Linked DNA regions of Homo sapiens: region 1 is linked to region 2. The links are chromatin contacts, found by Hi-C or POLR2A ChIA-PET in ENCODE. All regions are on one chromosome and are shown on one strand. The core of a region is the stretch at or near the end of the contact, and the rest is flanking DNA. Distances in the headings are between cores, read along the strand shown. Region 1 holds the start of PGAM5 (PGAM family member 5, mitochondrial serine/threonine protein phosphatase). Region 2 holds the start of ZNF605 (zinc finger protein 605).

Evidence for each region. A loop is a pair of places that touch in the nucleus more often than their neighbours do. ChIA-PET counts read pairs that join two places held with the same protein, here RNA polymerase II (POLR2A). Pooled maps may share reads with other maps.
Region 1: a loop to region 2 is called in a map of naive thymus-derived CD4-positive, alpha-beta T cell, with 7 times the contacts of the local background. The contact joins the promoter of PGAM5 here to the promoter of ZNF605 in region 2. A Hi-C loop is called at or near these places in 1 of 168 maps with a recorded cell type or tissue (naive thymus-derived CD4-positive, alpha-beta T cell), 4 of 37 single-sample maps with no recorded cell type and 10 of 50 pooled maps. POLR2A ChIA-PET finds 5 or more read pairs at or near these places in 1 of 52 experiments (endothelial cell of umbilical vein).

The regions. Positions count from the first base shown.
Region 1 is chr12:132,708,991-132,712,491 of GRCh38, forward strand. PGAM5 (PGAM family member 5, mitochondrial serine/threonine protein phosphatase) reads left to right here and starts at 1,852. Exons shown (of 6, transcript NM_001170543.2): 1 at 1,852-2,077. The coding sequence starts at 1,887. It overlaps LOC124903063 (a long non-coding RNA gene), which reads right to left and starts at 1,605. Exons shown (of 2, transcript XR_007063551.1): 1 at 1,504-1,605. RefSeq lists an enhancer at 1,369-1,418 and silencers at 1,589-2,048, 2,259-2,368.
Region 2 is chr12:132,954,628-132,958,120 of GRCh38, forward strand. ZNF605 (zinc finger protein 605) reads right to left here and starts at 1,679. Exons shown (of 5, transcript NM_183238.4): 1 at 1,616-1,679. It overlaps LOC124903064 (a long non-coding RNA gene), which reads left to right and starts at 1,922. Exons shown (of 2, transcript XR_007063552.1): 1 at 1,922-2,103. RefSeq lists enhancers at 397-1,227, 656-950, 1,228-2,056, 1,810-1,889 and a silencer at 1,310-1,649.

The sequences.
Region 1 (3,501 bases), core at 602-3,101, 250 kb before region 2:
AGTGGCACCATCCTGGCTCACTGCAACCTCTGCCTCCCAGGTTCAAGCGATTATCCGGCCTTAGGCTCTCGAGTAGCAGGGACTACAGGCGCGCACCACCACGCCAGGCTTTTTTGTATTTCAGTAAAGACGGGGTTTCACCATGTTGGTCAGGCTGGTCTTGATCTCCTAACCTCGTGATCCGCCCACCTCAGCCTCCCAAAGTGCTGGGATTACAGGCGTGAGGCACTGCGCCCGGCCCAATTTTCCTTTATTTTTTTGAGACAGAGTCTCGCTCTGTCGCCCAGTCTGGAGTGCAGTGGCGCGATCTCGGCTCACTGCAAGCTCCGCCTCCCGGGTTCACGGCATTCTCCTGCCTCAGCCTCCCTAGTAGCTGGGACTACAAGCACCCGCCACCATGCCCTATTTTTTTTTTTTTTTTTTGTATTATTAGTAGAGACGGGTTTTCACCGTGTTAGCCAGGATGGTCTCGAGCTCCTGACCTCGTGATCCGCTCACCTAGGCCTCCCAAAGTGCTGGGATTACAGGCGTGAGCCACCACGCCCGGCCTTCCTTTTATTTTTATTTTTTAAATCTTCCTATCATTTTTAGTAAATGACCTGGAAGCAGCAGACCCAACTGGAAGCGTACAGGTTCAAGAAAGCCTGTTTAAGCAGAAGTCTCAGTATTTCTGTGGAACCATTCAGTTTTTTTATTTTTATTTTTTTGAGACATTGTTTCACTCTGTTGCCCAGGCTGGAGTGCAGTGAGGCAATCTCAGCTCACTGCAACCTCCGCTTCCTGGGTTCAAGCAACTCTCCTGCCTCAGCCTCCTGAGTAGCTGGTATTACAGGCTGGAGCCACCGTGCCCGGCTAATTTTTGTATTTTTAGTAGAGACCGGGTTTCACCATGTTGGCCAGGCTGGTCTCAAACTTCTGACCTCAGGTGATCCGCCTGTCTCGGCTTCCCAAAGTGTTGTGATTACACGCGTGAGCCACCGAGCCCAGGCCCAAGTGATTTTTAAATAGCTTAAATCAGATCATGTCATTTCCCAATTTTAAAATGGGCAGAGATGGTCCAGCAATCCCACTTCTGGGTACAGACGCAAAACAATCAATGAAAGAGAGATCTGCACGCAGCACTGTTCACGCTAGCGAGGAGATGGCAACAGGGCAAGCGTCCAGCAATGGGTAAGCGGTGGGGTCGGTGCACGCAGGCGTCCAGCAATGGGTAAGCGGTGGGGTCGGTCCACCCAGGGAGCGCTGGTCCCCCTGGAAGGAAACCCAGGCTCTAACGCGGTCCCTCTGAGGACCCTGCTAGGCGAAACGCGCCGGCCATAGAAAGACTGTCCCGCAGGAGAGGGCGGTGTTCGGCCCGGGGTTTGAGGGGTCGGGACCAGGAGGAGGGACAGCCCGGCCGAACCTGAACGCACTTCAGGCCGCTTGAACAGCACACGCAGGAACTGCGCCGACGGAAAACTTTACTTCGTGTTCCGCCACCAAAAAAATATCGTTTAAACAAACCTGCGGCAGCTTCCCAGCTCCCTTAAACCAGGATCCCAAGTTCTCCGCGTCTCCGCCCCTGCACCCAGCCTCCGGCCTCGGCAGGCGCTTCCGGTGCGGAACCTTCTGGAAAGTACCGCGCCGCCCTCCCGGCGTCCCCACAACCCCGCCCGCACCTGCGCGCACCGGCGCTCGCGAGCACAAGTGACGGGACTGGAGCGTGGCGCGGCAGGTGGCTCCACGAAAACGCCCCTTCGCGCAAGGCTGCCCCGCGTCCTGCCGCGCCCCAGGAGGCGGGACTTCCGCCCCCGCCGCCCGGAAGCGGCAGCCGGGGGAAGCGTGTTCCTCGCGGAGCGCCGTCGGGGCCGTGGGCGCCTGCGCGGGCCGGCGCGGGAGCAAGCGGCATGGCGTTCCGGCAGGCGCTGCAGCTGGCGGCCTGCGGGCTGGCCGGGGGCTCGGCCGCCGTGCTCTTCTCGGCCGTGGCGGTAGGGAAGCCGCGCGCAGGCGGGGACGCGGAGCCACGCCCGGCTGAGCCGCCGGCCTGGGCGGGGGGCGCGCGGCCGGGCCCCGGTGTCTGGGACCCCAACTGGGACAGGTGCGCGCGGGGCTGTTTGGGGCCGGGGTCGGGATGGGGGTCAGGGCAGGTGTTACCGTTGGGATCGAGATCGGGACCAGGTTTAAGGTTGCGATCGGGTCGGGATCTGGGGTCGCCGTCTGCTTTCCCCAGCGGAGGAGCCGCTTTCCGGGGCCGCTCTGCGCGGAGGGTTCCGGGGGCGGCTGACCCTTCCCGCCGGCTTCTGTGGCCGAGCTCCGTCGCGTCCTCGCCCTTCTCCCCGCCCCTGCGAGTCCGCCCTGGGTGCCATCGCCGGAGCGCGGGCCGGGGCGAGGCTGAGGTGGAAGCCGGGCCTCCTTCAGGGGCGTTTGCAGGAGCGCGCCCGCGAGCTGCGTGCGGTTATTGAGCGTTTGAAATATGGCTCGTGTGATTCCTGAAGGGAATGCTTAGTTTACGTCAATTTAAACTTAACGCAAGCAGGGCCGGGTGCGGTAGCTCAGGCCTGTAATCCCAGCGTTTGGGAGGCTGAGGCCGGAGGATCGCTTGAGAAATTTGAAACCAGCCTGGGCAACATAGTGAGACCCCCATCTCTACAAAAAATACAAAAAAAATTGGCCGAGCGAGGTGGCGCGCGCCTGTGGTCCCAGCTACTCGGGAGGCTGAGGTAGGAGGATCCCTTGAGTCCAGGGGTCCCAGGCTGCACAGTGTGAGCCGAGATCCCGCCACTTCACTCCAGCCTGAGCAACAGAGCCTGTCTCAAAGGAAAAAAAAAAAAAGTAGTGCAGGTTTTTAACATTAGTTATGTGTTGAAATAGTATTTTTAGCATATTGAATTAAAAGTATGATCGAAATTCACCTGTTTCTTTTTAATGTTGCTATTAGAAAATGTATAATTTCACATGTTGCTGGCATTCTGTTTCTGTCGGCCAGGACTGCTCTAGCGGCAAGGATGGTTTTCCCAGTCCTAACTCCTCATTATACTCAGTACTTTGAGAAAGGGGGCACAGAATTATACTACTGTGGTTGCGTTAGGTACTTTATATTAGATTTTTATCTTTTGTTAACCTTATTTCCTCTATTATTAGCATCATACACTAAGCATGGTGTATATATCAAAATTAATGAGCCAAAATAATATAGATTAATTATAGTTATTATATTAGTTTATAATACATTACTGTTAACTAAGGTTCATGTTTCATTGAGATTTCCTCAGCTTTTACCTGCTGTTCTGTTCTAGGGTCCCACATGACAAGTAGTCTTCATGCCTCCGTAGGCATGTTTTGGCTGTGACAATTTCTCAGACTTGTTTTGATGATCATGAGTGTTTGAGGCGTCCTGGTCAGGGGTTTGGTAGAAGGTCCCTCAATTGAGACTTCTCTGAAGGTTTTCTCATGATTAGACTGGAGTTACATTCTTTTTCCTTCTTTTCTTTTTTCTTTTTCCTTGAGACGGAGTTTCGCTCT
Region 2 (3,493 bases), core at 429-2,928:
AGGGATCCCTAATCCCTTATCCCCGGGGCCCCCAAGCATTCGCCCCCATGACACCCCATTCTCTAATCCACTCCATGCTGGAGCATTCACTGACATTCCCACAGGCCCTCCCAAACACCACCTGGAAAGGGATTGTGGGGCTCTGCACAAATGCCGATCCCGCAGGCCCCTCCAATGACGCCAAGTATGACCCCCGTTGTCCACGCACTCACAACTTGCAACAGGTCCACCATTAACTTACATCCAGACTCCCTTGTCACAAATACACAGCGCCATTCCTAATGCTTCCATCATAAGATCCCCAAACACAAGCACAGAAACAAACCCCAGCCACTCGCCAGCATAGGCCACCCCATACTCGCCTCCGCTATTGGAGACAGGGGTTGAAAGAGCAACCACTGTTATTCAGCTGTCAAATAAAACATACAACTGGACAGAGCAAAGAAAGACGGTTCCAAAGGGTTATTGGAAGTGGGGAAAAAAAGACGCGGAAGAGGGTTGGGAAGGGGAAGGAGAACGGGCTTCTGGGAAGAACCGTGAAGCCACGAGACTCACGTGCATCTCTGCAAGGCAAAAAGGGTTTTTCTTTCACAGAGAGGTGTGAACAAGGTTAGCAAAGACCAGGCCTGGCCAAGCGAGGTGGAAGTGCGGGCGACCAGACAGCAGAGCGGGGAAAGCTTGACCCTGAGCCAGCCTGTTCTCAGGCGAGGCTGCGTGTTGGCTCAGGCTGGGGATGGGCCAAAGCTCAAGAAAATGGGGAAAGGAAAGAAGCTTAGCTAAAGTTTGCTTAAGGAGCATTTTGCTCCGACCGCTCGGTGGAGTTCAGCCAGTCACCGATGAGGCAAGCGACGGCAACGTGGCAGGTCTGTGTGAACAAGGGGCATCCTGGAGGCTGACCAAAGTCATATAGGGAACGGGAGATCTTTGCAGTGAGCCATTTGCTGGAACCCAAAAGGGTGGGAAATTCCTCAACCTTCGCTGTTTTCCAGGAGCACAGGGCTCTGGTGAAATCCAACACTGTCACAGCCGGCAGGCTTTCCAGTGAATGGAACCCACACAAGCAAGCCCCTAAGCCCTCCAACGCAGGCCCCCGCAGAAGCCTCATCATTCACCCCGCTGGCCTCCAATGCTCACCCAAAGGCATCCAAATCATTCATCAGCAGAGTCCTAATCGCTGCAGACAAATCCTCCACACGGCCTCCCAGGGGCCCCTCTCCCCTGGGGCCAAGGGCAACCTCGCGTCCCCTTGCCCCGCCCGTGCTGCACCCCAAGTCTACAGCGACCTCCATAGGCCCCCAGTGAATCGCCCAGCTGACCCCAAATCTCCCCCGACACCCACATTCAGCGCCCCGCCGCCGCCCGCCCTACAGCCCCCACCCCACCCTCTGCCTCCCACCCCCGCGCGCCCCCAGAGCCCCCGCCTGAGGCCCGCCTTCCGCGCATGCGCCCAGGCCGGTCCGCAGGCCTTTCTCGCCCCAGCCGGCAGCCAGCTCGTTCGCGCTGGGGTCACCGCGAGCCGGTCCGCAGCGGGGTCACCGCGATCCCCGGCGCAGACACAGAGGCCGCCCCCAGCCCCGCCGCCTCGTGGTCCCGCCCCCGCTGCACGCTCCCTTACCCCTCGGACCTCGCAGGGCCGCGGCGGACACGGCCCGATCGGGGACGTGAACGCGCAGAACTACATTTCCCAGCGTCCCGCTCGCGCTGGAACTACACTTCCCGGGGGGCTCGGCGGTGCACCCGCCGGGGTCGCGGATTGGAGGTTTCCGGTTGGAAAAGCCCCTTGGCGGCTAACTGGGGAGGACTGGAAGAAATCTAGGATGGAGCCAGCACTGCTGGCCCAACATGTCTGTGAGAGAACCTAAAGGCGCCTCCAGGAGGAAGCGTCTGCATCTTTTCCTTGTTTTTTTTTTTTTTTTTTTTGGAGGCAGGGTCTCGCTCTGTCACCCAGTGGGGAGTGCAGTGGTGCCATGAACGCTCATTGCAGCCTCAGGCTGGTCTCCGACTCCTGGGTTCAAATGATCCTCCTGCCCCAGCCTCCCAAAATGCTGGAATTACAGGCATGAGTCACTGCGTCCGGCTGCTTTTCCATTTTTCATCGTAGCTGTAAGTAATATCGGTAAATGTTAGTGTTACGTGCGTCCGTATAGGAGACCACCTGAGCAGGCTAAGTGTGAGCAACACGCCTGTTTATTCACTTGGGTGCAAGTGGGCTGAGTCTGAGAAAGGAGTCAGCGGAGGGTGGTGGGCTTGTCATTGGTTCTTATAGCTTTGGGATAGGATAGGCGGTGGAGTCAGCAGCAATTTTTTTTTTTTTTTTTTTTTTTGAGACAGAGTCTCACTCTGTCGCCGAGGCTGGAGTGCAGTGGCGCGATCTCGGCTCACTGCAAGCTCCGCCTCCCGGGTTCACGCCATTCTCCTGCCTCATCCTCCTGAGTAGCTGGGACTACAGGCACCCGCCACCACGCCCGGCTAATTTTTTTGTATTTTTAGTAGAGACGGGGTTTCACTGTGTTAGCCAGGATGGTCTTGATCTCCTGACCTCGTGATCCGCCCTCCTCGGCCTCCCAAAGTGCTGGGATTACGGGCGTGAGCCACCGCGCCCGGCCTCAGCAGCAATTTTTTGCGGGCAGGGGAGGATGTTACAAAGTACATTCACAAGGGCGGGGAGGGTGTATTGTCACAAGGGCGGAGAGGAATGTTACAAAGTACATTCACAAGGACCGGGAATATTACAAAGTACATTATCACAAGGGTGGGGGAATGTCACGATGGCTTGACCATGGTGCGGCCAGCTCAGAGGACCTTACATTTAGTACATCCAATCCAGCAGTATTGACAAAAGGAATGAAAATAGATGATAGGGTTGGGCGCGGTGGCTCACGGCTGTAATCCCAGCACTTTGGGAGGCTGAGGTGGGCGGATCACCAGGTCAGGAGATTGAGACCATCCTGGCCAACACGGTGAAACCCCGTCTCTACTAAAAATACAGAACATTAGCTGGGCGTGGTGGTGGGCGCCTGTAATCCCATCTACTCGGGAGGCTGAGGCAGGAGAATCACTTGAACTCGGGAGGCGGGGGTTGCGGTGAGCCATCATGCCGCTGCACTCTAGCCTGGCAACAGAGTGAGACCTCATCTCAAGAAAAAAAAAAGGAAAAATAAATGAGATGAGGACATTACAGGGAAATAAAATATATTTATGGATATATAAAGCAGTGGCTTGTCCCTGTAGTCCCAACTACTGGAGGCTGAGGCAGGAGGATTGCCTGAGCCTGGGAGGTTGAGGCTGCAGTGAGCTATGATGGCAACACTGCACTCCAGCCTGGGCCACAGAGGGAGACACCTTCTCTTAAAAATATTTTTTGGCCAGGCCAGGCGCGGTGGCTCACACCTGTAATCCCAGCACTTTGGGAGGCTAAGGCGGGCGGATCACCTGAGGTCAGGAGTTCGAGACCAGCCTGACCAACATGGTGAAACCCCATCTGTACTAAAAA